Linked DNA regions of Homo sapiens: region 1 is linked to region 2. The links are chromatin loops, found by intact Hi-C in ENCODE. Cell type or tissue: B cell. All regions are shown on one strand. Each heading gives the region's core, and the rest is flanking DNA. Links, peaks and the distances in the headings are about the cores only. Region 1 overlaps SYT16 (synaptotagmin 16). Region 2 overlaps PRKCH (protein kinase C eta).

Evidence for each region. Hi-C counts contacts between places; a loop is a spot of excess contacts. Peaks named below come from ENCODE experiments on the same cell type or tissue, not always from the same donor. Only the 100,000 strongest peaks of a DNase experiment are listed, where the experiment ranks them.
Region 1: a loop joins it to region 2, with 26 times the contacts of the local background. A loop is called at or near these places in 2 of 110 quality-filtered maps.

Annotation. Positions count from the first base shown.
Region 1 is chr14:61,916,173-61,931,580 of GRCh38, reverse strand. The region is part of intron 1 of SYT16 (synaptotagmin 16); the gene reads right to left. Among named protein-coding and RNA genes, the nearest start is that of SYT16, 110 kb to the right of the region's middle. RefSeq lists an enhancer at 517-1,369. In B cell, for the core only: CTCF peaks have their summits at 6,238 and 6,437 (motif pointing left); a DNase peak (open chromatin) is centred at 6,420.
Region 2 is chr14:61,448,708-61,464,115 of GRCh38, reverse strand. It overlaps PRKCH (protein kinase C eta), which reads right to left. Exons shown (of 14, transcript NM_006255.5): 5 at 14,864-14,952; 6 at 13,145-13,274; 7 at 10,763-10,890; 8 at 6,797-6,940; 9 at 6,437-6,610. Among named protein-coding and RNA genes, the nearest start is that of PRKCH-AS2, 89 kb to the left of the region's middle. RefSeq lists a silencer at 2,471-2,765 and enhancers at 6,015-6,184, 6,046-6,215, 6,509-6,678, 9,183-9,352. In B cell, for the core only: a CTCF peak has its summit at 7,273 (motif pointing left); a DNase peak (open chromatin) is centred at 7,265.

The DNA.
Region 1 (15,408 bases), core at 3,198-11,197, 470 kb before region 2:
TAGAAAAACTTTTGTACTACTATACAAAATGAAGAATGGATTTTAAAACATAAAATACAGATGTAGGCATATGAATAACTAGAAAGCTATACATCAAAATAATAAAAATAATCATCTCTGAGTGTCTTCGTTGTGGACTTTTTTTCATTTATCAATTTGGCTACAATAAAATGCTATCACATAATTTAAAAAACAAGCGAATATTTTTAAAAAAAAGAAAATAAGAGAAAGAATATATGTTGGCTCCATCCTGTCCCTAGAAAAGTATATGCAAAATATAACCAATTGACTTTTAATCTATCTCCTCTAAGAAAGAATCCTGACTTGGACTAATGTGCTGCAAAATGGGCTGTTTTCATTTATTCATTATTTACTAATTTCCTCCTATTTACAAAGTTGAGGTGCTGCATAGACAGTGTGGAGGTAGGGGAGCCACTGAAAGCCTTAAAGACAAGAAAGTAATATGAGATCTGCATGTGCATTGGAATGGGGCACTCCAGAGGTAGGAAGACAAGTATGTTTTCTATTGCTGCTGTAGCAAATTATCACAAACTTAGTAGCTTAAAAGAGTACACATTTATTATCTTACAGTTCTGTAGGTCAGAAGTCCAAAATGGGTCTCACCAGGCTAAGAGCAAGGTGTGAGGAGGGCGGCATTCCATTCCAGAAGCACTAAAAGAGAATCCATTTTCTTATCTTTTCCTGCCTCTACAAGTGGCTCAAATTCCTTGGCTCATGGTCCCTTTCTCTATGTTCAAACCCAGCAGCAACAGCTAGTGGAGTTCTTCTTATATCACATTACTCTGACCTCTTCGTCTGCTTCCCTCTTCCACTTGCATAGACTCGTAATTATATTGGTCCCACCTGGACAACCCAGCATGCTTTCCCTATTTAAAGGCCAGTTGATTAGCAAGTTTAATTACCCATTGTCATGTAACCTAACATATTCATGGGTCCTGGGGATTAGGATGTGAACATCTTGAGGGGATGTGGGGCACTATTCGGCCTACTAGAACCATTTAAAAATTATTACAGTGATCCAGATGAGAGCCAGAAGGATGGCAATGGCCAAAGGGAAGGGGTGGAGAAGGCAGTTCCAACAGATGTTAAGGTTGAAACTTCTAGGATTTGGTGGTGGTCAGATATGGAAAGTGACTTGCAGCCTAGCTGCCAGGTGACAGCTGTGACCCCTCACAGAGACCGGGAACACATGCAAAGGACCAGGTGAGAGAGGGAGATAATGTGATACACATGCAGAACCAGAGGTGCTCATGGGATGTCTGGGTACACACGGCTCTGTGAACAGGTGGTCTGGAGGGAGGACTGGCTGGAGAAAAAGAAATAGGAGACAGCGGCATAAAACTCATGGATGAAGTGAGAGATAGGAGCAGATCAAGCCATCTGCTCTAGTATGAATCACATGGAAAGAACAGAAAAGCCTGCCTTTATGAATATAAGCATCTTGTACTCAGCATCCACAGGTTTAGAAGCCCTAGATAAGATGTGAGCACCACATGGGTCAGGAAGGATTATTCTCAAGGTGGATTAAGCAAGCTGGCCCCTTCCTTGCTCAATTAAAGCCATAGGGAAAAGTGCCTTATGTTTCCATAGTTTTAAAGTACTTCTGTGACCTAAGCACACCATGTAACTGCCTTATATACAAATTGACCTAGTGAACTATGTGATTATGCAAAGGCTACACTCTATTTCAGCGGTCTTGCCCACTCTTTCAGTTTTAAAAAAAGGCAATTGAGCAACATTTAAAACCATATTTAAGCCATCAAAAGTTTTCAATCACCCTGATAACAAATTTTGAAACTCCTTTGCTATGATATTACCCTTTTAGAAACATGCGTAGAGAAAAATAAGAAAACCAATTTGATTACCCAAACTCAGCTTCCCACAACACATTCTCCAGAGACATCAATGCTCCAGCAATGCAGTAGAAACAAACATCTAAGATATTTCAGACATGCCTTCACTGTAAATTCACGGATCAAAGGCAAAAGAAAAAAGTTTTATCAATTTTGGTTTTGCCCAACTACTGCTTAAACAAGTATTCTTCCCTGAAACATTTAAAATCCAGAAAGAGGCAGCGGGGTGTTGCTAGGCACGACCGCCAGGTTAATATCCCTTGCACATCTTTTTGTGAATCTCTCCTCTTCACCTGACTTGTACGCATCCTCCCCTACAAACAACATAAACACTTTTCTCTGTTCCTGTCCATCTCTCTGTGTGAAACTTTATAAACACCTAGAATTGTATTTCATAAAATTTAAACAACTCAAACCTCCAGCGACTCCAACAGGGTTTTTCTAGTCGGCCAAACCTGAGGGGTTAGTGAGCAGCCTTGACCAACAAATTTCACAGAAGCTGCTCCACCAGCTGTTACAGAGATGCACTGAGCATAGCTAGATGAACTGACTACATCAAAACAGCCTGAACTGTCTTTACTAGTAATCCCCGGATCACTCTTCCTTTGGGCCTCAAAATGGAGAGAAAAACTGAACTAAGCCAGTGCTGAAGAGGTGAACCACCAGAAATGTGTTTAGCATGAGGATTTTTCATAGATATTTAGCAATGTTCTTGCTCCATGGTACAAAGTGAATTTTCCCCTGCACACAGGTTGTCACTAATGACTATGCACACAAGAAGTGTCAGGCTTGTGCCTACTAAATCACCTTTCTTCCTGCAGGAGATGGTGCTTTGGGACGTGCTTTTATCCATATTTATGTACTTATCCTCATTATCGTGTTCCTGAGAACAAGCTGTGTGTTATGCCCTAGCCTCAAAAGGAAGTAATGCTCAGTTCTTAACCCAGGTTATTTAAAAAATAACCAGACACCTCCGGTGTGCTTATGAACAGAAGAGTAGCCGATATCTACAGACTTAAGCCCCTCTAATAGCAAAGAAGCAAGCTCTGTAAATGAGAACAAAATGTAATTGCCACTGTCTGTTTCTGCCAATCCCAGAAGACTGGGCTTCTCACCTAGGTATAAAATTATCAGGTAAATGCCTGATCATGTTGCCATGGGATTTCTGATGACTAGAGATCACTAATCCTTCTACACACCCTCTCTGGACTAGGTATTCAGACACACAAAAAGGAAGCTTTACATAAGCTCACTTAGCTCAAAGACATATATGCCAAGGTCAAGACTATGTTAAAAGCTGAAAACAAGAACAAGAGAGCAAAATTTCAGTTATGTCCTTTTTTCCTGCCAATTGTTCCTCAGCAAACAGATTTCTAGCACCTACTTTCTTTAAGTAAGTGCCCCTGATGTCCATTCCTATCTCTTAGGAGGACAAAGCAAATCAATTCCACTGCAGCTCCAGTCAACATCCCTTCCCCACCTTCCCACCTCTAGCCTCTGTCTAGCTCCGCCTTTCAACCCCTCCATTTTCTATAACACTCAGGTGAACTCGTATGATACAGATCCATAAGGGGTTTGAACATGCAACAACAGAAGTCTCAATTTAAGAGAAAACAAATAGGTTAAATATCAAACTTACACCTATTACAGTTCTTGTACTATTTTCAAAGTAAACTAGCCCCTTCCCTCAGAATATCAAAGTTAGCCTGAGGACTGTTCAGAACAACCAACTTACCCAGCTCTCTGGAACTTTCACGACTGCAAAGCAAGTTAAACCAGGCATGATATTTCCTTGAGAAAGTTGATTCAATTGAGGCTACCTAGTACTTCCTGGAAAAGCACCTCCACCTCCCCTTCTGACACTAGGTTATTAACTTTTTTCTAACTCTAAGTCATAATGACTTCTTGCTCTCCTTGGAGTTAATAATACGTACCCCAACTGTGCAAAACTGCAGTTCCCACCTAGCAGGGGTAAAGGAAAGCCAGCTGCTTACTTGAGTGTGAGACTCACCAAAGGAATGTTTGCTAACGAGGAGGTAGAGAAACTGGTCTGACTCACCATGATAGCTATTACAACCTTCTGCCTTAATAATTTAATCATTTTTTAAAAAACACATAACCACCTGTTCAATGGCATTATTAGTTCTGTCTTTATGGAAAAAAAATTATCATCCTGATAAATTTGCTGCAAATTATTATTCATTTGCTGTCAAACTGTAAGTAATTATTCCCTTTAGGGAACAGATGTAATTTGCTGCCCTGACTAAACTCAGACTCTGGCCATAAATATTTTGGTTAATAAAAAAAGTGCTTTCTCTTATTTGTGCCTAAAGCTCCTACAATAAATAGCCAGTGCAGGATCACAGCTGGGATGCTGATGAAGACAAAATGCCTAGTCTCCTGTGAATATCGTAACCTGGAATAAAAATAGATTACTTCCCAAGTATTCATCACTCATTTTTTCACTGAATAGCTTTATAGAGCCTCAGGCTGAGATGAAGTCATGCTTCCTGGAATTTAAAACCAAGAGGGTCACAGAAGCTAAAAATCACTGCTTTTGCATAGGTAAAACTGTGAAGCCAGAGGCAATAGCTGGGCTGTTACTCTGTGAACACTAAAAAAGTGAAGTTATGTGGGATGAAGGACCACTGTTGCTGAGTTGTAACAGATTTTTAATTTTCCTGTTTCATACAGGAGGAGTCCTATAATTACAGCTGAGTCTTTGTTACAGGATTACTAATTAGTCTATTTCACCTAAGTAAAAAAGAAAACTAGTATTTTATTTTTGTACATGTTTTTAAAAAGCATAGAAACTCAGAGTTACAGAAGACCCCACAATAGTAGTTTTTATCTCTGGAGCTAAGGACACCCTCTGAAACTGAAAGCCCTGAACCCTCTACTGGCAGGGTGGGGGGTGAGGGGGAGGGGCCACACAAACGAAATTGTGTAAATATATTCATAGAATGTATTCATGTCCCCTTAAAATTCACCTAAAAAGCCCTTTGAGTTCCTCAAAGTCCAAGTTAAGAATTTCCACTTCAGAGGTAATATCTGGCCACTGCCTCAGTCCAATTCTCCCACGAGACCAATACAGAAAAGCAGTATCTCTTTCACATTATAGCTCTTTAAAGAGTCCAAGGTGCTGTCCTTCCAACTGACCTTAATTAAACATGATTTTTACACTCTTATTCTCCTGGTCATATGAGTTTCTTCCCAAAGCACAGAAGCAGAATGTTCTAGAAAATGAAGGAGCATGCCTTGAAGTGAGTTCCCCCATCACTCATTCCCCATACAGAGACTGAACTCTCACTAGCTAAGGGTGTTGCAGAGAAGATGCAAGAATCCAGACTAAACTATATTCATATGTCTGTCTATGTCCTTCATAGGGGTGGCAATAAAAACTAAACACTGTGTTTCCCATGAGTTTCAACCAGACAGAACACATACTCTTTGACTCTTTGCATTAATTTGGGCTGAGTAAACCTTATTTTTAGCCCTAAGAAAGCAAATTCCTTCTAGCATCTAATGTCTAGATTTTTTTGGAAGTCACAACTTGACTTCTATTGAGTTCTCAGTCTATGAAACCCCGATATCTCCCACACATATGCTGCTAAGTCATAGCACTCACCATTCCTGGTGACCATTTATTCATTTAGACCATATATTGTTATTGACAGCATGTCATGTACCAAGCATAATCCAGACATACAGCCAGGTTTAAGGCAGAAGAAGTCTCTGCCTTCACAGAGTTTACACAGTGGTCTTACACAATCTGAACCATGACCCTGGTCTTAGATTTTCCAAGTTTTCCTTTGGCTTTTACATTCTTGTGAAATCTCCACCTTTTCCTTGAGGGAAAAATACCACCAGTTGTGTGTAGGCCCCACACACAGCTTTCAGATAATTCTTCCAGGAATTCTCTCTCACCTTCAAGGTAAGAGATTCTGATTTATTCAATTTAGGTGAAAAGGGAGAGGAACATAATCATTGCATCATAAGATGTTAGAAGAAAATAAGGCCAAAACGTGAAAGATGGTCAAAATAAAGCCTAACCAGGAAATTTTCATAAGAGAACACATGTTCTCTGTACAAGGAAAACTGTGTATGCATTTCTAAAAATCTTAGAGAAGAAACCCCCTTTTTTGTACATTAATTACAATGAGACTAAGCAATGCTAGTTTCTGAAGTAATCTTGAAAAGTATTTGTTTTCTACATTTTAATGCTAAGAATATAATTAGCTACTTAAAAGCAAATGCTAATACACCATTTTGTGTCCACGTTGGACACTCTTTGCACAACACATGATTTGATACTAATCTATGCCAAGATTTTCCTCTACAGTCACAAATTAACTAAAACTGGCCACAGGAATTCCTTTCTTACTGCCAAAAAGCTCTCTTTTCAGGCTTAACACTTTCCAACCTCAGCATAAAGACCCATCCCAGGTGTAAATAGCTGAAAGGAGGGAAAGAGGGAAGGAAGAGAATTGAAAAAGCAATCGAAGAGCATCTTACCGTCAGAATCTATGCTAGGTTACCGTGCCAGAGACTGCCCCCCAGTGTTTATTCTGTCCTTCTTCCTTAGGAATAGAACAACCAGCATTTAGCTATGCCAATGGCTGTGCCAAATCAAGAGGGCGCTTCCCAGCACCTCTAACAACTGGATGAAACCATATAACTAAGGATTGGCAAATGAGATGCAAGTGTACGTTTTATAGGCAACTTTGAGATGTGTTAAAGATGGTGAAGCAATGAGACAGAAGCAGCCTGGGTCCCTAAGGATCAAGAAGCTAACACAATCACCCAAAACTAAAGTGCCTGTGAACTTTGCTTACATGATAGAGAAATAAACTAATGGTTAAAGGCACCATAATTTGGGGTTGTCTGTCACTTGTGGCTGAATTTAATCCTAACTGATACAGCAAATTTATTTAATCCATACACTATTTGTATTAGGTACTGTTCATCATTGCCATTTTACATAATAAGAAACTGAGGAATATTTCTGCTAGGTCTCTCATAAGCAAGAGGGTTTCATACAGGGAAAGAAAAACATGGTAGTATGAGAAAAAAAGAAGCACAAGTTGGTGCAATATGTAGCCGATAGCACTAACTAGATTGTCATCAAAGGTTTTTATACAGAATTTTGAGGGGTAGGTACTCGAACCAAGATTTCATTCAGGTAATTGATTTAATAATGAAAAGGAAATACACCCTCGTTCTGAATTCATAACACACTAGTTGTTTACATCCTAAATTGCTGCTGCTGCTACAAACACTTCTACTCTCTGGTTAAACTGCAATGAAGTTTCCAAGCCTTGCTTAACAATTTCATCTGAAAGACAACTCTAAACCTTACATATCCTAATGTGCTGACACCCAGGGATTATCTTGGCTCCAAGGTCTCATATACCCTCAAATAATCTCAGAGACCTGCCAACCATTAGGGGCTCTGGGGTGATTTGGTTTAATAATCTCAATAAATAAACTTCACCCAATTTAACCCCACCTTTTGTATCTCTCCATGCCCCCTAGCACAGTGCTGGGAGTAACCAAGTTCATCAAAAACAGTCATTTAAAGGGACTGTCTACTATGCAAGACTCACCACTTCAACTTTAATGTCAAAATAATTTCAGTGTCTCCATATCCCTTTCCTTTCATCCTGATTCAGCATAGATAGTAATCTTTCATGTATAGCACTTTGTATTAACTTCGCCTGAGATTTACCTTTTAAGGGAAACTATTCATTTCTGCAAACAAAAAAGACTGACAGCAGTCACAAAATACATTAATTGTGATCTTAATGAAGAATGTAGTCTTATAATCATTTTTGTCAACATGGTTTTGAAGGGAGGTCAAATTCCTGCTAATAATATGTTGGTTTTGAATCTTTATAAAGACATGACAGCATGATTTTCAAGAACTTTTTTTTAAAAAACCAAATACTAGATAATTAAGTTGTAACAGTCAAACCCCTAAACTCAAAATTCATTTCCATTTGTCTGGCACAGACATTTCACTGTACTACGTCCCAATAACTTCAGTAGGATGTTTAGAGGCTATAAATAAAGTTTCTCTCCAGATATTACTAGGGCGCCTATTTGGAAACAACTGTAAAACAAACAGCTTGAAATGTTTCCGCTCGCTCACTGGCCAAAACACAGGAAGGGATTGTCATCTAGTGGTGAGGTCAGGAAATAAGAGATTTGGGGAAGAGAGGTTTGGGGTTCCTGGAATGGTTGCTTGATTCTGTAATAAACCAAGCAGTAGAAATCAATACAATTTATCACCAAGAACAATGCAAGTCAAGCCACATGGCTGAATTTAGTCCTAACTGATACAGTGAATTTATTTAATCTATACACTATTTATATTAAGTAGTCTTCATCATTGCCATTTTACATAATAAGAAAGTGATGAATAATTCTGCTAAAAAAGGTAGAGAGAGAGAGTTGTTAAGTTGTATTGATCTACTTCTTATGAATGAGTTTGGTGCCATAGTTCCATAATTTGTAGCCCAAATAATTGGAATATTCTTTTGTTGCCCTAATAATTTTCTACATAATATTTATAAGAGCCATTCTCTTCCAGCCTGCCATAATGAGCAGAAAGAATAGTATACAAATAGGTCCACTTCATTTTTTTTTTTTTTTTTTTGAGACAGAGTCTTGCCCTGTTGACCAGGCTGGAGTGCAATGGCGTGATCTCGTCTCACTGCAACCTCTGCCTCCCGGGTTCAAGCGATTGTCCTGCCTCAGCCTCCTGAGCAGCTGGGATTACAGGCACCTGCCACTACACCCAGATAATTTTTTGTATTTGTAGTGGAGACAGGGTTTCACCATGTTGGCCAGGCTTGTCTCGAACTCCTGACCTTGTGATCGGCCTGCCTTGGCCTCCCAAAGTGGTGGGATTACAGGCGTGAGCTACCACGCCTGGCCTACAAATAGTCCACTTCTTTGTAACACTAGTTTCATTGCTACCCATGCAAATTTATAAACCATTTTTTTTTACTTTAATTTTAGGTTCAGGGGCACATGTACAAGTTTGTAAATTCAAGGTAAGTAAATGCAAGTCACAGGGGTTTGTTGTATAGATTATTTCATCACTCAAGTACTAAGCCTAGTACCCAATAGTTATTTTTCCTGATCTTTTCCCTCCTCCTACTCTCTACCCTCAAGTGGGCTCCAGTACCTGTTGTTTCCCTGTTTGTGTCCATGAGTTCTCATTATTTAGCTCCCACTTATAAGTGAGAAGATGCAGTATTTGGTTTTCTGTTCCTGAGTTAATTTGCTAAGGATAATGGACTCCAGCTCCATCCATGTTCCTGAAAAGGACATGATCTCATTCTTTTTATGGCTGCGTAGTATTCCATGATGTATATGGACCACATTTTCTTTATCCAATCTGCCATTGATGGGCATTTAGGTTGATTCCATGTCTTTACTATTGCGAATAGTGCTGCAATGAACAGACACATGCATGTGACTTTATGGTAGAATGATTTCTATTTCTTTGGGTATATACCCAGTAATAGGATTGCTAGGTGGAATGGTAGCTCTGTGTCTAGCTCTTTGAGGAATCACCACGCTGCTTATAAAGCATTTCTTTTCTCTTTACACAAGGCACTAAGTTGAGCCCTAAGTGTGCTCTTTCTTTTGAGACTGTAGCATTGACAATTAAATATGTGCCAGATACTCTCATTTTAGACATAAGAACCCTGGGCCCACTTTAAAGCCAGGGAAAAAGCTCATAGAAGTACTTGCTTGGGGTAAAACAGCTAGTATTTTATTGAAGCTAAGACTTGAAACCAGGTCTGTCTGCTGCCAAGTCCTGTCTCTTAATCACTGCACTATTACTGGCTCTTTCATCCCACTTCCAATAGGGCATGTGCTTTGAGGTGTTTGCCCCATAGGTGACAGCCTGCTACCTGTCCACTCTCTCTTGCTGGGTTCTCCATGTGACTAATGACAACTAGCAGTGTAGCTGGCTTGAGTTAGACAATGTTGAAACAGAAGAGGCCAAACAAAATGGTTCTTCTGTGGCTCCTGAGCCCTTTACTCTAAGTCAACAAAGCTACCAGGGCTCAGAGCAGAAGCTCACAACCCCAGGTGACACCAGTCAATATGGAATATAGACCTCTAAGGAAAGAACTGAGAATGAATACATAGATAGGGCAGACATGAAATTAAACATCAACACTGCCTCCAGAGCTAAGGTTATGAATGTAACAGAAACACTGAAGTTTCCTGCTACAGAGACTGAGACTGGGAAAGTGGTCCCCTTGCTTATGATTAGTAACAGAAGGCTCCTGGCAGGATAATTTCAGGTGCTGTCAGGTTGAGGAAGTGGCTCATGGCCTTTGCAATAAGGAACAATGGAGTTAGACCTGATTCAAGAGGCAAAGTGACACCCCGGGCAGGAGGGGAAGGTTCTAAAAGAACCCACTGCTGCAGGAACATGAGTTTTATGACAATAATTAAGCAAAACAGGAGCATTTATTCAGTCAAGCTCTGTTTTTCAAGGCTTACTGTGCCAGGTTCTGTGCTAGATGCTGAGGGAACAAAGATGAAGAAGTCAGTGCATATTCTCCAAAGGGAGGCAAGAGACAAATCTAAGTTTAATCAGTACATGTAAACTACCAAGCTGGAAGTGAGCACAGAGGACTGGGGGACACAGGGAAGGGTTTCCTCCAACAGCCTGGAGGTCTGAGGAGAGTTTACTGAAGGCTGAGGCTCTTTAGTTGCTTAACCTAGTAGTTATGAGCATCTGGAGTCAGACTGTAAAGGGTCACATCCTGGTTCTACCACTTACTGCTCTTTAATTTAGGCATGCTACTTCTTAAACTTTCTGGGCCTCAATTTCCTCACCTGTAAAATGGAAACAAGAATAGTATCTAATTCACGACGGTGTTATAAAGATTAAAGCTTAAACGAGAGTCTGACACATCCAGTAAATAATCAATAAGTCAACTATTTGTATGGCTGAATAGAATAATAAATATTCATTCAACAAATGAATGAACTCAACAATTTGGGAGTGAGAGAAATCAGGAGGAAGTCTGCGTTGAAATGGCATTGTCTCAAATGTCTACAGTGCCGACGGGACACCCCAGTAAATGTTTCTAGAGACAGGCCTGGACCTAGAGATATAAATTTGGGAATCATTGAGTGGTTGTAGTCATGGAAATGGATGAGATCATCTAAGAAGAGAGAGAGGACAGAAAGAAAGGTTAAAACCAAGTTCTTCATCACACACCGGGGCCTGTTGGAGGGTGGGGGACAAGGGGAGGGAGAGCATTAGGACAAATACCTAATGCATGTGGGTCTTAAAACCTAGATGACAGCTTGATAGGTGAGGTGCAGCAAGCCACCATGGCACATGTATACCTATTAACAAACCTGCATGTTTTGCACATGTATCCCAAGACTTAAAGTAAAATAAATTTTAAAAAACCAAGTTCTTAACAGTGGAAACACTTAGAATTCAGGTCAAGAAGGGAAACAGCAAAGGAAAATAAAAGGGTAGGAGGAAGCAACCAACAAGGTAGGAGGAAAAACAGGTGCATGGTAACCAGATGAATAAGAGGCCAAAGGACCAGCATCAGCAAAGGCACAGGCGTGTGAAACAGCAATGTGTGTATGTCGGGGGGCCTGGAGCATGCAGAAATCTCCAGCAGTTCAATACTTTCTGAGCATAAATTGAGAGGCAGTGGGGAGATGAAAACTGAGATATAAGAAAAACAGAGTGTGATAAAATGTGTATCAAGGATTTGAGATGACTAAATCATCTCAGAGGTTTGAGGAGGTTTTCACCACGACAGAGTTCTGGCCAAGTGTGCATATCAGATAGCTTTTTCTAGCAGCTATCTGGATGATGCCTATGGGAAGCAAAATAATGCCCTTTTTCTTCATATGTCTATGTCCTAATCCCTGGAACCCATGGATATGAGAGGTTACATGGCAAAGGGGAAGAGTGCAGATGGAATTAAGGTTGCTAATCAGATGACCTTAAAATAGGGAAATTATACTGAATTATCCAGATGGGTCCAATGGAATCACAAGGGTTCTTAAAACTGGCAGAGGGAATCAGATAAGAAGGACCAGAGAAATGGCAGCATGAGAACTCAACCCACTACTGCTGACTTTGAAGATGGAGGAAGAGGCCATGAGCCAAGGAAGGTGGGCAGCCTCTAGAAGCCAGAAATGGCAAGAAAACTGATTCTCTCCTAGAGCCTCCAGAAATAAGTGCCATTCTGCTGACATCTTGATTTATCCCAGTGAGATGAGTCTCGAACTTTTGAACCACAAACTGCATGATAATAAATTTGTGTACCTTTGCACCACTAAGTTTGTGGTAATTTGTTACATCAGCAATAAGAAATTAGCACAATGTCCTTAAGAGGTAAAACACTAGAAGCAGAAAACCCAACTAGGAGGCTGTTGCGTTCATGCAGAGGACAGATGATGATCTGTCTTAGGAAAATGGGACAGGGTAGGGAACAGTGGCTACTGTTTACCTGCTCTTGTGCCTAGCAACGTATTTCTATCACATTTTTATCAGGTCTAATAATGGAACACATGTATTGCAGCAAAGTTAAAATATATCCCTGTTGGAGAAACAACTACCTAATGAATTGAATTGGAAGCTACTGCCAAAGGCAGGTTAAAAAAGAGTCAGGAACTTTTAAGACTGCACCCCAGGACCTGTCTCTTCTAAGAATCCTCCCCATATGTTGGGTTTAGTCTTATATTATTTCCAAAAGTTATAAAAATGTTTTTCTAGCTCCTGATTCTCTCCTCTACATTTCCCTGGCACCTAGAAATGCCTTGCCTACATGCTTGCAACACTAATAATTTTCTCTCTCAGGAGGTACCTTCTGCTTCTGTTTTTCCACACAAGTAATTCATATTCATTGTAGAAAAATCAGAACACAAACAAGAAAAAGAAGGTAAATCAACCATGATTCATCACCCCACCCCCCAGAGATAACTTTTTTTTTGTATTTTCAGAGCTATCTTTGAGAATGTTATATTAATATTTATACATATTCATGTATTTTATTTTTAAAAGTGGAATCATACTCTTATAAAACATCATGCTTTTCTTGCCAGGCAATATATTATGAATCTTTCCATGAATATAAACATTTAAAATATAATTCTTACAGGCTACTAGGTATTTTCAACATAAGAATATACCATCATTTATTCCCTCAGTCCCCTCATCACTGGACATTTGGCTTTATTGTTCCTTTATCCCCCATCTTCTGTATTTCCCCTCTTTTCTTCCAGGTGTTTGCAGCCATCACCACCTGTTGGCTTTAGGTCAGCCATGCTACAGTTTATGGCTCCTAGCCCCATGGATGCTCTGGGGGGATGCTTTGGTTCCAGAATGCCATATTTCCGCCCATATGATTAATTACTTAGATCTCTGGGTCCTTCTAATCAGGACACTGGATAATGAGACAAAAGTTGTTTAAAACAGAACAACAAACTTGACCTTCATTGATAATGTTAATAGTGGCCAGCAACATACATCAATTTGAAAATGCCTTCCTGCCAAAGCTTTGGTTACTAAAACTAAAAGTTCCATACCTTATGATTCCTTATGCAGGTCAAGCATCTCTAATTCAAAAATCTGAAGTGCTCCAAAATTCAAAACTCTTTGAATACCGACAGGACACCACATGGATGGCTGAGGTAGTCACACCCTTGCTTTCTTATCATTCTATATACACAAACTTCATTTCATGCACGAAAGCATTTAAAATATTGTTTAAGACTACCTTCAGATTATGTGTATAAGGTATATATGAAACATAAATGAACTTCATGTTTAGACTTGTGTCCCATCCCCAAAATGTCTCATTATATATATGCAAATATTCCAGAAGCCAAAAGCCAAAACACTCTGCTCCCAAACATTTCAGATAAGGGATACTTAACCTATAGTTTATAGTGCTGTGTTTATTTATAATTAGAACAGCCTTGTTCTGACTCTCATTTGCAAGTGACAAAAAAAAGTCCAACTCAAGTACCTTTAAGCAAAAAAAAAGTGGTTTCACACAACTTAAAATCAGATGTAATCAAATCCAGAAACTCAAACAATATCAAGAAGCTGCCCTCCTTGACCTCCTGACTCTGCTTTCAATTGCACTGGCTTTATGTTTTGGTTGGGAACGTTTCCCCTTAAGGGGTAACTAGGCTTCTATGATCATAGCTCCAAGTCTAGTAGAAGATAGCTTCCTTCCTCAATATGCTCCCCCCAAAAAATCTTAGAACTGGCTCTTATTGGACCACTAGGCTTATTTACTTGTCCGTGAACCAGTCAATCCCTGTGGCCCAGAGGATGAATAGGCCACTGATTTGATTAGTCACAGGACTCCCATGCTGTGTACTAAGTATGGCCAAAGAGACAGGGTACAATTACCAGGAGGAAAATAGATGCTGTGTAAACAAGGCAATAGACATCCATGCAAGGATGGGACTCTCCAAGACAGTGATCTTCACTTGTTGGGATCACAAACCCATCTGAGAATCTCATTATGGAGGTTCTTCAAAAAACTACAGACCTACCATATGATCCAGCAATCCCACTGCTGGGTATATATCCAAAAGAAAGCAAATCAGTATGTTGAAGAGATATCTGCATTCTCATGTTTATTGCAGCACTATTAATAATAGCCAAAATATAAAATCAACCTAAGTGTCTATCAACAGATGACTGGATAAAGAAAATGTGTCATATATACACAATAAAATACTATTTGGTTAAAAAAAGAATGAAATCCTGTCATTGTCAACAACTAGATGGAACTGGAGGTCACTGTCTTAAGTGAAATAAGCCAGCCAAAGAAAGACAAATATCTCATGTTCTTACTTATATGTGGGAGCCAAAAGAAAAAAAGTGGATCTCATGGAGGTAGAGAGTAGAATGGTAGTCACCAGAGGCTGGGAAGGATCAGGGGAGAGGAGATAAGGAGAGGCTGGTTAATGAGTCCAATACAGTTAGATAAAAGGAATAGGTTCCACTGTTCGATAGCACAGCAGGGTGACTATAGTTATCAATAATATATTGCACATTTCAAAATAGCTAGAAGAGAAGATTTGGAAGGTTCTTAACACAAAGAAATGATAAATGTTTGAGGTGATAGATATCTGAATCACCCTGATTTCATCATTATACATAGTATGTATGTATCAAAATATCACATATATCCCATAAATATTTGCAACTATTACTCGTCAATAAAAAAAATAAATCGCAGGGAAAAAAGCCCTCCCAGAATCTAATATAAGCTCTCCGTGGAGTAATAGGAGCACATAAAACACAAAAGACTGCACATACAATGCATTTGTGAAATGGAAATTTATTTTCTTCACCTAGGCAGAATATAAAAGCAGCCTTATAAAAAGTTATGTTTCTCACTCATTTTTTATGAAAAAAAGTAATGGATATTTCCTGAACAAAGACTGAAATCCAAATTTTGCTCCACAAAAGAAAATCTGCTCAAAGCTAAATTTCAATAAGAAG
Region 2 (15,408 bases), core at 2,696-10,695:
AACTACCATATGCTCCAGCAATTCCAATACTGGATATACATCCAAAGAAAATGAAATCAGCATGTCGAAAAGATGCCTGCACTCTCATGTTCACTGCAGCATTACTCACAATAGCCAAGATATGGAATCAACCTAAGTGTTCACCAGTGGATGAATGGACAAAGAAACAACGGAATATATACACAATAGAATACTGTTCAGCTTTTAAAAAGAAAGACATCCTGTCATTTGCAACATGGATCAACCTGGAGGACATTGTATTATTTGAAATAAGCCAGTCACAGAAAGACAAATGCAGCTTAATCTCACTGATATGTGTAATCAAATAAAGCCAAACTCATAGAAACAGAATAGAATAGTGGTTACCAGAGGCTGGAGGATTAGAGAGATGTTGACCAAAAAAATATATATAAACAAAGCACTGAAAATTAAACATCTTTATGAATAACATTTTATTCTTTATATTATTTTTGTAGTCCAGATTATCAGAAAAACAGATCCAGGAGTATACATTTTGTGAGTTTTAGTACAGGTTATCAAATTAGTCACAAACTATTAGGATTTGCAGTGCTATCAGAAACAGATAAGGATGCCCATTTATATACTTGTAAGCAGTGTATATGATTATAAAAAAAAAGGGGAAATAATCTATGGGTTCATAAACCTTTGTAGCAATCTTGATAAATTATCAAATATTTGAAATTTGCTTACTATTTCCTTTTTGCCAAGAACAAAAGGACCTATAAAATACTTACCTTCTCAATGTTTGCTGTCCCCTCCATGTGGGTGTCTGGGCTGGCCATTGGGAAGCCCTGGGACATTTTTCCTTTGGTGTGAGGATGGAGGGGGTCATCACCACAGTTGAACTGACTCACTTTTGAACAGCACTTCGCACTGTACAAAATATTCTGCATTCTCTCATTTGACCCTCACAGCGATCCTGTTTTCATTTTAATGATAAGAACTTTAAGGGTCAAAGGAATTTTAGGACAGACTCAAGCCATTTAGATGGTGGAAAACAAAGCTAAAACACAGTTCAGGTTTTCTGTTCCCAAGGGCAATGCCATTTCCATATTGTCAGGTTGGAGGGGAGCCAAGACAGATAGGAGGTGCTTAAGCCGAGGCTGAATCAACCAACTAAATGCGGAATAAGACAACATATGGAGTCAGAGTCAGCCTGACCTAAACTTGAACTTTGTCTCTGCCACTTACAATCTAAGGGATCCTCGGCTAGTTACTGCCCTGCTCTGGGCTTCAGAGAGACTGATTCCACAGGGCTGCATGAGGAGAGTGCTGTTTTTACAAAGGCCCTCACAATGAAATGCTTTGCAGGTAGAGTGGCTCCAACACCCCCTCTCACTCCTAAATTCTCCAGGGGAGACTGTCACAGTTCAGCATTACACACTGATTAGCATCTTACTTGAGAAGCCAGGGCCTGCAACACTGGGCAGCTAAAAAGTAAGCATCTTTCTGCTGTAACTTCTCATAGCAAGTAACACTTTCTGTTCTTTATAGTTAGTTTTCCAACAGTAAATGGGGATAGTTTTACAACAGTAAATAAGGACTTCCAACAGACGAATGCACAGCGAGCAAATGCTATGTGTACTGTGGAGTCCGATACCTTGCAAACCTCAAAGAAGGCAACAACGACAGCAAAACTAAAATTGTATACCTCTATCTCAGCATTAGAAAATCTCCTTTGCTGCTTTTTTTTCTTTTCTTTTTTGAGAAAAAGTCGTGCTCTGTCACCCAGGTTGGAGTGCAATGGCACGATCTTGGCTCACTGCAACCTCTGCCTCCCGGGTTCCAGCGATCCTCCTGTCTCAGCCTCTGGAGTAGGTGGAATTGCAGGCATGCACCACCACACCAAGCTACTTTTTGTATTTTTAGTAGACGGGGTTTCACCACGTTGGCCAGGCTGGTCTCAAACACTTAGGCTCAAGTGATTGCCCCACCTCGGCCTCCCAAAGTGCTGCCTGCGCCCAGCCTCACTTGCTTCTTTGAAGTGGGTTCCCACTACTTCTTTATCATTTAGCCTAAAGCAGGGGTACATTCCCTTTATCCTTTGCTTTGGAGACATCTACTACAACACACACATCTTAAACCGCAATGGCAGTTCCATGCCTTTGGTTTCTCTGGTGGAGAAATAAAAGTAACTTTGCGGTAATGACTGCCACCTTGTGGTCAAACATAAAACTTCCACTAGGAAAAATAGACTTCAATGCTAGTAAAGGCTTCACCCACTAAACACTGGGAATCTCATGTGGCCGCTAAAATTTTGGTATACTGTAGAATTTATACATTTTCCTGGAACATTTTGATTGCATATGCTATATTGATTGGGTTCCCAATCTGTTCCAGGTTACTTCCTCATTTTACTCTACCATAACATGATCTGTTGATGAGATCTTTGCTTATAATCACCAGAATTTCCTTTTACAGATCAAATTCCCCTGTTAGGTATGAGATACTTCTTTCTTTGCTTCAGCAGTAGTAACTTGGAACCATTGCTGCTGCAAGACCAGGTAAGCTCACTAAATATCAGTTGACTGCTTGACTCAAAGGTTACCACCTGGTGAAGATGATCTAACCTCATGTCATAGGAAACCATGTGATGTTTGGCTCAGGCCCTAGGAAGAAGATCTGAGAGGTCACCTGGCTCTGCGGCTTGACTCATGGTGTTCATGGTGGTGTTCAGGAGGCTGGCGCTTGAAACCCCGGCGGGCAACCAGTATCAGCTACCAGCTATCCCTCTCAAGCCTCAAGCTGTAACTCCACTCCTCTATTCCAAGAAAAGAGCCCAACAAGGGGGTGAGGGCAGGGGAGGGGCTTTACGTTGGCAAAGTGCCCAGCCAAGGAAGTCGTTTCAAGGCTACTCCAGGGAGCAGTGTGGGGCAGGGAGAACTGGAGCTCCAGGGGAACCAAGGACCAATCCAGCAGAGGGAAAGCAGAGGATGGGGGCAGGAGCAGCATGGGCTCCAGGGCCATCAAGAGCCACTGAGGACCAATGAGGAGCAGAGGGGAAGGGAGAGGCGCGCAGGGGAGCCGAGGCCCACGAAGCCATTAGCTGCCTCCCCATTTTTTTTTCTCTTGATAACGCTGGGGTGGCGTGGGAGTCCAAGCCATGTATCTCCTTCAGTGCGTCCTGTCACCAAGCTCCCAGACTTCTCTGCTCCACCCATTCTCCAGGCTGCATGTGGCCCTCCCAACACAGATTTGAATACTAGTGACCCTGAAATGTATGAAAACGCCCAGCTTCACTCACAGTTAGAGGAATGCAAGTTGGAACTTCAAATATACCATTTTTCTAACTCTGAGATGATCCAAATGACAGAGAGCATGCCATGATGGGAAGGCGGGGAAATGCACCTTCTCACTCAAGCTTTGGGAGTGTGAATTTAGAGACGCAGCCCAGCAAATAGGAAGAGCCTGCCTGGACTCTGCCGTCAGACCACCTGGCTTCAAACGCTCTCTGCCACTTAGGAACTAAGCTTCTTTGTACCTAACTTTTCTCCTCTGTGAAATGGGGTGATAATAACAGAACTTATTTCAGAGGGTTACTATAAGGATTAAATAACAGACATAAAGCACTTAGAACAATGTGTGGTACATGGACAATAAAACGTTCACTATCTTTAACCACAATGGGGGAGGGGGCAATTGAACTCAATCAAAATGTGAAATGCATATACCCTTTGACCAAGCAATACTACTACTAATAATGTGTCATACAGAAACACCAGCATAAGCACACAAAGACAAAAGTACAAGGGGACTCACTGCAACAATGACTGAAATAAAAGACTAGGAACACAATACATAGCAACAGAGGAGGAAAAGTTAAATTAATTATGTCATGTTCTAAAATGGAGTACTATGCAGCCATTAAAAATGAGGCAGCTTGGTATATAGAAATACAAAACAATTTCCAATATATACTATTAATATTATGTCTTAAAAAAATAAAGTGGCCAGGTACAGTGGCTCACGCCTGTAATCCCAGAACTTTGAGTGACTGAGGTGGGTGGATTGCTTTAGCCCAGGAGTTTGAGACCAGCCTGGGAAACATGGCAAAACCCCATCTCTACAAAAAAATAACAAAAATTAGCCAGGTGTGGTGGCATGTGCCTGTAAGTCCCAGTTTCTCAGGGGGCTGAGGTGGGAGGATAGCTTTAGCCTGGGAGCTTGAGGCTGCAGTGAGCCATAACCGTCACTGCACTCCAGCCTGGTGACAAAGTGAGACCCTGTCTCAAAAAATAGATTAATTAAATTTTAAAAATACAGAATCATGGGCAAAGTATACTATTATTTGTGTTTTTAAAAGATAAACATGTATGCATATATGTGCTGTATATATATGCTTTTATGTACAGAAAATTCTCTCAAAGGCTATAAATAAAACGAGCAATACTTGTTTCTTTCGGAGAAAGGATATGAATATTTGGAGGATACTTATATTACCTATCGCAAGAAATTAGATTTTCATAATTAAAACATACAACCTGATACGTCATTCCTCTGCTTCCACTTCTTCCATGACTTTCCATTGCTCTCAGGACTAAACCCAAACCCCTTAACACAGCCTACAAGGCTCTTCATGGCCTGGCCCTGGCCCACCTCGGCTGCCTCAGTTCTCAAGGCCCCTGTTCAACCTCGATATGCTGTGTGTGCTGAGCCTCCTTCACACCTGATGCTCTGTCTCACCAGCAGACCCATAGTGTGCTGTTGACCCTGTATGACATATTCACCTTCATTCTCTGCCTAACTAATTCTAATTCACTCGTTTGGTCCCAGCATGGCTTTACCTTCCCTAGAGGTGTATTGCCAGCCTCCCTGACCAGTCAGATGCCCCTATCCCGCTCTCGTGGAATCCCCTACTTCCTTGATGGTGGCACAGGCCAGGAACATGCCCAGAATTCACTCTCCCAGAATGCCTTTTGACAGCAAGATTCTGACACATCTGTGGCAGACCCTCCCTCTTGGTGCCTTCTCCAGGGCCATTTTCCCTCTTCATTGATACCAAAAGCCCAATTTTGAGCCTGATTCTAAATAAAAGCAGAATGCCCTGCTCCAGGGGCTGAATCAAGGTTGGTGTGAACCAATCATGGTCTGCCAGCTTATCTTGGCCTGATATTTGCTCTTCCAGCCTCCCTTGCTAAGGGCATGATATGGTTTGGCTGTGTGTCCCCACCCAGATCTCATGTTGAATTGGAATCTCTAATGTTGGGGAAGGGCCTGGTGGGAGGTGATTGGATCATGAGGCAGATTTCCCCCCTTGATCTTCTCATGATAGTGAGCTCTCATGAGATCTGGCTGTTTGAAAGTGTGTAGCTTTTCCCCCTTCACTCTCTCTCTCTCCTGCTGTCACGTGAAACCCTGCTTGCTTCTCCTTCACCCTTCCGCTATGACTGTAAGTTTCTTGAGGCCTCCCCAGCCATGCCTCCTGTACGGCCTGTGGAACTGTGAGTCAATTAAACATTTTTTCTTCATAAATTACCCCGTCTCAGGTAGTTCTTTGTAGCAATGTGAGAACAGACATACAGGGCAGTTGACCCAAGTCTAGGAAAGATCTTCCCTCCCTGAGAAAAGGGGACTGGCCATGAAGCCCTTCAGCCCCTGCCCTTATGCTTTCTGCTTTGGATGCTATCATGCCAAGGTGTGGCATCTAGGGCTGCAGCAAATACCTTGGGACCCCAAGGGAAAGACATGTCCAATGTCACTGAGCAACAAATCCAACCGTAGCACTGTTACCACCAGACTTCTCATTATGTGAAACAACAAGTAAAAAGTTTGTACTAATGAACCAAACTCATCCTTTCTATTTATTGTTTAATCCACCGCTGGTCAAGTGTTCCATTAACTGCAGCCAGAAGCATTCCTAAACGCACGCCATTACAGGGCAGACAGATTCAATTCTTAAGACCAGTCCATGGTTTCAGGCAAAGGGTCGTTGCTAAGGCCAGAAGCAATGCCCTGGGATGTTCCAAATCAAGGTACCTCTCTGGGTCCTCTCAGACCCCTCTTCTAAACTCCTGTGCCCAGGTCAGAACCAGCCCAGCATTTAGGAGCAGAGTCACAGCCAAATTCATCAAGACAATGAGCCCATGGCATTTTCTCTGTTCTTAGACTGCTGTAACTTTCATTCACCTTCACTTCACCTACAGAAGATTTATGTATGATGACCTTTTCAATCCTGGGACACACAACCCTCACGGTGCTCCTTCCCCAGGACAGCACAAGGGGAAGGGGTGAATTCATAAGCTTCCATTTTTCCTCCAGAGGTTGGCAGAAGTCACCAATACCTCCATATGACCCTGCCTTGGGAGCCCATCCCCCAAAATTTCTGATACTCAACTTTATGAAATCTCCAGTATCTTACTGTCTCAGCTCTGTAAGAAAAGAGGCTGTTGGTGCAGTGAATGTGATTCATACTTACGGGGGTCTGAAAGCAGCAGAACAACTGAGTGAGGAAGGGGTGATTGCGGGCCAGAGACAGGATCCTTTTCTCGGTCATGGTGCATTCCACATCATCATCCTGCAGAATCACGTCCTTCTTCAGCACCTTCACAGCATAGAGGTCTCCTGTTTCTTTTACTCTTGCAAGCATCACCTATGGCAAAGCAAAAGGAGGGAGCATGAGGGAGTCCTCTTGGGGGTCTTAGGGTGTGTGCACACAACAGGAAGAAAGAATGGCACATGAGAAATGTGAGTATGTGCGCATGCGTGCACACACACACACACCCCCCATACACAGAGCACACTTACTTCAACCCAAACAGTTAAAGCCAAGACTCACCTTCCCAAAACTCCCCTTCCCCAACACTCGGATGAACTCAAAGTTGTCGATACCAAGTCGGTTGGAAGAATTAACCCCAATCCCATTTCCTTCTTTGCTGCTCTCCTTTCCCTGTCGTCTTAGGGTCGATCTGGAAACGAGTTTCTGAAAGAGTAAGAACACATTAAGTCAGAAATTGCAGCAGAAGCATGGAGCACCCATGCACGAAGAAGACCTTATTGGCTGGGAGCAGTCTCACCCCCAGTATAACGTGGGGGAAAGATCAACTCAGTTTGACAGATGATCGGTTCTGCCACTCGAAACTCCCTCAGTATCAGCTTCTGAATCTGTGCTTACTGCTTTGTGTAAAAGGTCAATTAAAAATACGTCTAAGCCATGGAGTTACAGTTAGCGCTCAAGTGGAAGTGCATGGAAACACCAATGCCTTGTGTGGTCCCTTGGGTGCCTTCTGCGGTGGCTTTCCACGGGAAGGTCCCATTCCACGAGCGCCACCTAGTGTCCACTTTTTACAGAGAGCAGTTCTCATGTCTACTCAGAGATTCAAGCATCATTCAGCACCAGGACACGAATGAAGCAACGTTTTTTAATCAATATTTTAAATTATATAGGAGAAATAAAAGTCCAATGTGAATATTAGAACAATGATCAAAAGCATGAAGAATAAAAATCTAAATACCTAAAATCTCACCAGCCCTCTGCCAAAGATATCTATATCCATGTATAAATAACACACACGCACACGTTTTTATACTTGGTTAATTTTTAAAAACATAATCAAATTATGGTTTCATAACATACATTTGTATTCAAAAATTTGTCCTGGGTATTTTTCATGCCTTTAAATTTCTTTCAAGAATATGAGTTCTAACGGCTATTCAATATCCATTTCATGGATATCTCACAAGGTATTAATTCCCCTGCCATTAGAAGGATGAGGCATCTCCCCTTTTTCACCACAGTGAATAACACTGGAGTGAATACACTTCATGCAAATCTTCAAAACAGAGTAATTAAGGGTCTAGCTCTCAAGCAAGCTGCCTGGATTCAATAACAGCTCTGCAAGCTAACCTAAGACCCTGAGCAAGTTACCTACCCAGCCTCTCCCTACCTCAGTTTCCTCTTCTGACAAAGAGAAGGTTAAAGCATCTGCCACATGAGTCATTAGGAGGCCTAAATGAACAAATGCATGTAAAGCACTTAGATTGGTGCCTGGCACATTCAATAAACTTAAGCTGTATTGTCATTATCATTATTCAGTTTCTTAAGATAACTTCCTGCAAATGGAATTCCTTGGGCCAAAGTGCTAATTTTGAAGACTTCTGATACACAGCCAACTTACCGTCTACAATAAGACTGACCAATCTACACTCTCACCAGCATGATGAGAGTTCTAGTTTCAACACAATGAATGGAAGGTAAGTGTGCCTGCCTCAGTTGGCTTTCCAGTTCCATCCTACTGAGTACCTGAGGATGTTGCTACCTAAAGGCAAGGTGACTTTTGCAGCTGGCCCACCTTGAGACATTTATAAGATAAGCTACCACTAGACAACAGATCAAAAGTCTAACATCCAGCCAGGCACCGGATGTCATGGATTAAGGATACTTGATTCAAATGACAAGTGCACTGTCCATTCCTAAAGATCGTGCTGCATGATCTTTATTCCTATTCTTATCTTATTCCCATTGTATCTCAGAAGCCCTAGTTCAGGCTGATATCTTTAATCTCTGCTCTTCAGGGATAACTGTCCCATGCATTAGCAATCCCCGCACAATATTGGCATCCTGCCCGCCTACCCACAAGACAGACAGACCGGATTTCAAATACATTTTTTTACATAATAGGTTTCAAATACATTTTTTCACCATGATTTGATGAAACCCATTCATCTAAATCACATGTAACAGTCATTGCTGATTTAGTATGATCTAATATAAGGATTAAAACATTTATCGTAGTGGCAATTCAATAAATTGTCAATAGGCCAGGCGCGGTGGCTCAAGCCTGTAATCCCAGCACGTTGGGAGGCCGAGACGGGAGGATGACAAGGTCAGGAGATCGAGACCATCCTGGGTAACACGTTGAAACCCCCCATCTCTACTAAAAAAAAAAAAAATACAAAAAATTAGCTGGGCGTGGTGGCGGGTGCCTATAGTCCCAGCTACTCGGAAGGCTGAGGCAGGAGAATGGCGTGAACCAGGGAGGCGGAGCTTGCAGTGAGCTGAGATTGTGCCACTGCACTCCAGCCTGGGCGACAGAGCCAGACTCCGTCTCAAAAAAAAAAAAAAATTGTCAATGAAAGTCCCTGATCTACTAGGCAGGAGTCCTTCAGTAAAAAGGAAATGAGGTGGTTGGTGCTGACATTTTCAGGATTATCAAGAATCTCACAGTAATTGCACTTCCCTTCCTCAGCACCCAGAGATTAATTAGTTGAGTCGATAATTTTCCTGAACTGGACACCAAGCTACACCGTTCAGATCTTACATGGCTATTTCCCATCTCTAGACGCTGACCAGGAAGGCAACAGTAAGACATGGGCTTGGGAAGCAGCCAAGGCTCAACTGGATGACAGCAGGTGGAGGTCATTCAGGGAGAGTGCTGACAAAAACATGTGCACTGCAACTGACACAACTCCACTCACTCCTGAGAGTCCAGAGGGAGAGACTCCTGTCTCCTGCTGAATGTGAATGATAAATTCACAATCCATAAACCAAAACTTCAGAACTGCTGGACTCCAGGGCTGTGCAGAGCCTCTGAGATCTTCAAGTTGAACCGCTTTAGAGGTGAGGACGCTGACGCCCATAGTTACTGGTCACCTGTCCTGCCTGGTCCCCAGACAAAAGCATAACCCAGGATCCTGGGTTTTAGGCTTTCACCAGACCACAGTGACAGGAAGCTGATTTTAAAACAGAAAAGAAAGGCTGGGCGTGGCAGCTCATGCCTGTAATTCCAGCACTTTGGGAAGCCAAGGTGGGCAGATCACTTGAGATCAGAAGTTTGAGACCAGCCTGGCCAACATGGAGAAACTCCGTCTTACTAAAAATACAAAAATCAGCCAGGCGCGGTAGTGGGCACCTGTAATTCCAGCTGCTCGGGAGGCTGAGGCAGGAGAATTGCTTGAACCTGGGAGGTGGAGGTTGCAGTGAGCGAATATCACTGCACTCCAGGCTGGGTGACAAAGCGAGACTCTGTCTCAAAAAACAAATAGAAAAAAGAAAAAAGAAAAAAAAAAGGAAAGAAAGGAAAAAAGTCCTTCTTTTGCTTTCTGTTTATTACTTGTTGCTCATGCTCATTATTTCTTGTCATATAACTGTATATACAATCTTATCCGTGAAACAAATTGCTATTAAAAATGCTATTTCAGCCAGACACAGTGGCTCACACCTGTGCAATCCCAACACTTTGGGAGGCCAAAGCGAGAGGATCGCTTGAGCCCAGGAGTTTGAGACCAGCCTGCGCAACAAAGTGAGACTCCATCTCTACAAAAAAAAAAATAAAAAATTACCCTGACATAGTGGTGCACACCTGCAGTCCCACCTACTTGGGAGACTGAGGTAGGAGGATCACTTGAGCCTAGGCAGTCGAGTCTGCAGAGAACCATAATTGTGCCACTGCACTCCAGCCTGGGTGACAGAGGAAGACCCCATCTCAAAAAGGAATGAAGACAGGGAAGGGGAAGGGGAAGGGGAAGGGAGGAAGGAAGGAAAAAGGAAAGGAGAGGAAAGGAGAGGAGAGAGAGAGAAAAAAAAGGGAGAAAGAGAGAAAGAAAGAAAGGAAGAAAGAAAGAAAGAGAAAGAAAGAAAAGAAAAAAGAAAGAAAGAAAGAGAAAGAAAGAAAGAAAGGCAATAAGTCTGTTTATTGTATTTGCTAAGATTAGGAACTTTGATGAGGCCACATGCTCTCATTTGGGCTCATCACATCTGAGCAACTTCTAAATTACGAGACATGGAAAAAAAGCAAAGTCTCACCGAGGTTGGAGAAATATTTCCGGGTTGGAGACCCATCCCTGCCAGGGTCTTGGCAAGTTCCACCGCATTTACCCCACAGTTAGGGGCCACGTTCGCTTGACATCGAATATGCACATTCATTTTACATACTAGAGGGAAAAGGAAAACAGAATCCATGTTCAGAAAGGAACCAATTCAACATGTGCTGCAACAGAGAACTTTAATAGCCTAAAAGATTATAACAGAGGAATTATACCGGCTGAACAGTATCATTTTCTCATAAAATTAAGCTCACACTAGTAATAGTTCCTGACATTTTATCTATTTCTGTTTTCTGCAGAAGCAGAAAGGCAAGCATACTAAAGAATAATATATTTCAAATACATTTTTTCCACCATGATTTGATGAAACCCATTCATCTAAATCACATGTAACAGGCATTGCTGCCTTAGTATGATCTAAGATTAAAACCTTTATCGTAGCGGCAATTCACAGGCAATTAAATAACAAAGAATCATGTCAACTGTATTTTTTTCTGTCTCTCAACAGTGAAATAAAAGGTAGCAGTTTAAATGCCACATGTAGATCACTGTTCAAACAGGATGGAAATGGTGTTTCTACAAGAAAAACCTCTATCTGCAGCTTTCTTTCTGAGTATTGTTGTGGTTGGGCAGGCCTCACAGCACAGAGATGGGCATCCTGTGAGCCTGTGGTTCTCAGCATTTGCAGCCTGTGGTTCTAACTGCTTCATAGTGGGGAAAGGCAACTTTTAAAACTTTCTGAAGGTCAGAGTACAAATGGCAGTTGAAGAGGCGAGCAAAGAAAGCTAAGCTCCTGAGGCACCGGAAGCTGCCTGGGGACAATGAAGGATCTGAGGCGTTATCAGCTGGAATAAATTCTGAGACAGTTTTTTGACATGGGCCCTGCTGATGGGAGGTGAAACTGAAGCGACAAGCAACACATTCCTGTTTTATGGAGTCAGTCCATCTTGGAAGCACACACAGATCCAGGTTTTGTGGGGCCTGAATTTACATAATTTAGGAGGCCTTCTTTAAGAAAAAGAACACCAAATCAAGTAGAGGGCTTTGGAAGGTGCCCTTGAGAGAGAGGAGCCCTGAGACTTAAGCTTCATGGGAAACCCACCCCTCTCAGGAAGACAGGTGTAAGACACACGAGCCTACAGAAGCCTTTCAAAACCACCAAGTGACCATAAAGGCAAAAATCACAAGAGCCGGATTGCTGCAGGTGTGCTACCCTCAGGCCACTAGGGAAGAGGACAATGCAGATGAGCCCCATGCATGGCTCTGCGCATCAGCAACAATGCAAGGCAGAAAGGGATTTCCCACTGGGAACCCATACCCAGGTGAGACCGTCACGCTAAGATCAAGCTGCACCTGGACCAACGCCCTACAAGTTATCCATGAGCTGGCTACTGTTTTGGTTTTATGAGAAAAAAATTATTAGTGTTCTACAGAGATAGAAGAATGTGCCCTTCTTAAAGACAAGTGACTGGCCCCTTTTTGTTGACAGAAGCAGGCTCTGTAAGTCCAAGCAGTCAATGGAAGTTGTCTGGCTATACTCATGCCAATTCTACCTCACCATTGTTCTCCTCAACTGGCGACTTGGGGTGTGTCTGATAAGAAAGGCTTCAGGTGCACCCCACGGCAGTCAGATCATTACATTTCCATACAAGATGGCACAAGGCCAACAGCTCCCTAACTCCTAACAGGACAGGGATCAGCTCTCACCCACTCAGAGCCTTTGCTAGGGCCAAAGCTCCAAACTCTCACTCCACTGGGCACAGCTGGTGAGATGCAAGCTTACAATCAAGGCTTTATCTTCCTTCATTCTACCCCTGTCTCCAATCTCTTTCACAAGACCCAGGGCAGCTCTTTTTATGCTGTGACAACTCCATTCCTGCTGATTTCTGGTGAGATCATCAGATCTATTCTGCCATTTCTTACTCTTAACCCAACCTTCTCATTTGGCCATCTCACCTCCTCACCTCCTCCTAACTTCCATTTCTTTGAAATTTTTATTTATTTTTTTCTTTTTAGTGTCTCACCTGACTCAACCATCTTCCATTTCTGACTAAGATCCCATCTTTTTCTCTTCCAAACACCTATTAAAATACAGTGTCTAGGCTGTATTTGTCAGCTAGCGAGCTAGATCACTGAATATACCATTTGACTTAATGTCCTATGATTAGAAAATGTTGGCATCAGATGAAGTTCTCTTTACATGCCTGACAAGAAACATGTAAGTTTAAAATGACTAAGATGTTGATTTACAACATATCTAAAACCATCAGTTCTAGGACAGATTCTGAGTCCACAGAATTCTGAAAGCTTAGGGCATAGTGTTCCCATGAAGAGGTGGGTACCCAGCACCTCAGCATCTCACTTTTACACTGAAGTCCTTGTCGCATTATTCCCCAGAGCAGTGAGCCACAGTGATCGCAGAATGTTGGCACTTTGTAGTTGTGGATGCTGAACTTGTGTGGGATGTTGATCCCGAACCTCTGTTCTGCAATCTGTAAAAAAGGAAATAAAGGGACAAGAGCTAAAATGTCATACCAATGTCCTTTGTAAAAACTGTAATAGGAGCCCATCAAATGCAAAGTGTCACTATGACACCTGAGCTAGGTATATTATTTTACTGTACTCAGCCCTGATTAATTACTCAGGTCTTACGAACCAGACTAAACACATTTTCTAATGAACAGGACAAGACAGAAATGTGGGAAACACATTAGATCATTTGCCATTTTGAGAAATAAAAATTAAGATTTTCACTTCATCTTTCATATTCAGGCCATATTTCTCTCCTTGCCAATCCCCTAACACCCCCATCTATTTCCCAGAACCTTTTAACTTCAGGATTAAATGGGTCTTTTATACACTATATATACTTGCTATCACTGTAAGTTCTTCCAGACATTGTGTCACGGGAAGAAAAATAAAAAGAAGAGACTCAGAGGCCATGGAACCACAGAAGGAATTTATTCCAAAGTGACATTAAAGTAACTACTTATTCAGCTCTTCCAGCCTTTCTTTGCCTGGCATTTGCAATCTGACAATCTGAGTTAAATCTCAGTTTCCAGCAAATAATTCCACTAGGCATGTACTCTGCAGTCCATACCACAATTTGATGCTATAACAACAGATCCATGCATGACAAGGAGTAGGGCAATCATTACTCCTCTTGAAACTTTTATGGCCTCTTTCTTGGAAAAGCTGTGGTTTATACCTCTAGGTATACTCTTTAGCAATCCTATATGTGTACTATAAAGAACCATTGTGTTCCAGAGTCATTCTTCCAATGCCTCTGCAAATCTACTGCTAAATGTCAGCAACACTCCATCTGCTTTTACCTCTAGAATTTAAAATGTATGCCTATTGCAGATGAATGCAATATGAGTGGCAAGAATGATGTTGAAGCTTATACACATACACACACACACACACACACACAGAGAGAGAGAGAGAGAGAGAGAGAGAGAGAGAGAGAGAGAGAGACATCTTCCCTGAAATTTCTTAAGAGGCTGGAGAAAGCCAGCAATCTTTTTACTTAGGAAACATAATTTACAGTTATTAACATATGTATCACATCAATTCTATGTTGTTTAACTTACAAAAACTGTGTGAGGGAAACATTGATCCTGTTTTAAGACTGAGGAAAAGAGAGATTGTAGGCCTTGCCGCAGCTCATAGAGAAGATGGCTAACAGAGGCTGGATTCAGCATTCAAATCCAGGCTGTCAGATGCCAAGTTCAGGGCTCCTTTCACTCTGCCAAAAGTCTCTCCAAATAAGTAGAACCAATCCATATAGCTTATACCCAGCCAACCACTAATGGGGTCCTCACAAAGGAGGGATGATGCCACATAAATACAGAAATATAAATGCCATAATTTAAAAAAAGGGAGAGAGACATTTCTATTCTAATACAACCCTTGGCTTCAAAGAATGTGGAAGGGAGGTGGCAGGGGGAGGAAAGCAGAGGTTTGGGGACGGGGAGAAGGAAAAGAGGGGGAGGAAAGGAGGGAGGGAGGGAGAGAGACGGCGGTACACAGCATACACAATACACACGCACATTTAATCAGCAAACTGCTATCCTCTTACCTTTGAATCCACTTTGTTAATATTGTTTTGGCAAGTACAGGCTGTAACAATTAGATGATGGCAGCGTTTATGGACGACACAGGTGCACACTAGGAAATTAAATCCAGCAATTATACATTTATCAGAAGCTCACAGTCCAGCCAGTTACAGCAGAGTCAACCAGGGCTGCACCGTGCCAACAAGACTGGACTCGTCTGGCCCCCTTGACAGCAGCTGGTGCGCCCATCCTTCCTATTGCCTTCGCCACCATCCTAACACAGACCTTTGCTCAGGCTCAAACTATCCCTTATCAAGTCCTGGGCCTATTTCTTCCTTCCTGACTTTATTCCATCCTGCACCCACCACCAGAGGACTCTTCTAACACTCTAGTCCTGCCCCCATAATCGAAAACATTCCATGGTAATTCACTGCCGATCAACAAAGTTCAAATTTCCCACCCAGGTTCCAGGCCCTCCAGAGGCTGCTCCAAGCTACCTGTCACCTTTCTTCTATGGGATCTACTTGTTCCAGTAAAAACTACATGGGTTGCTCTTCCTGGACCCTTC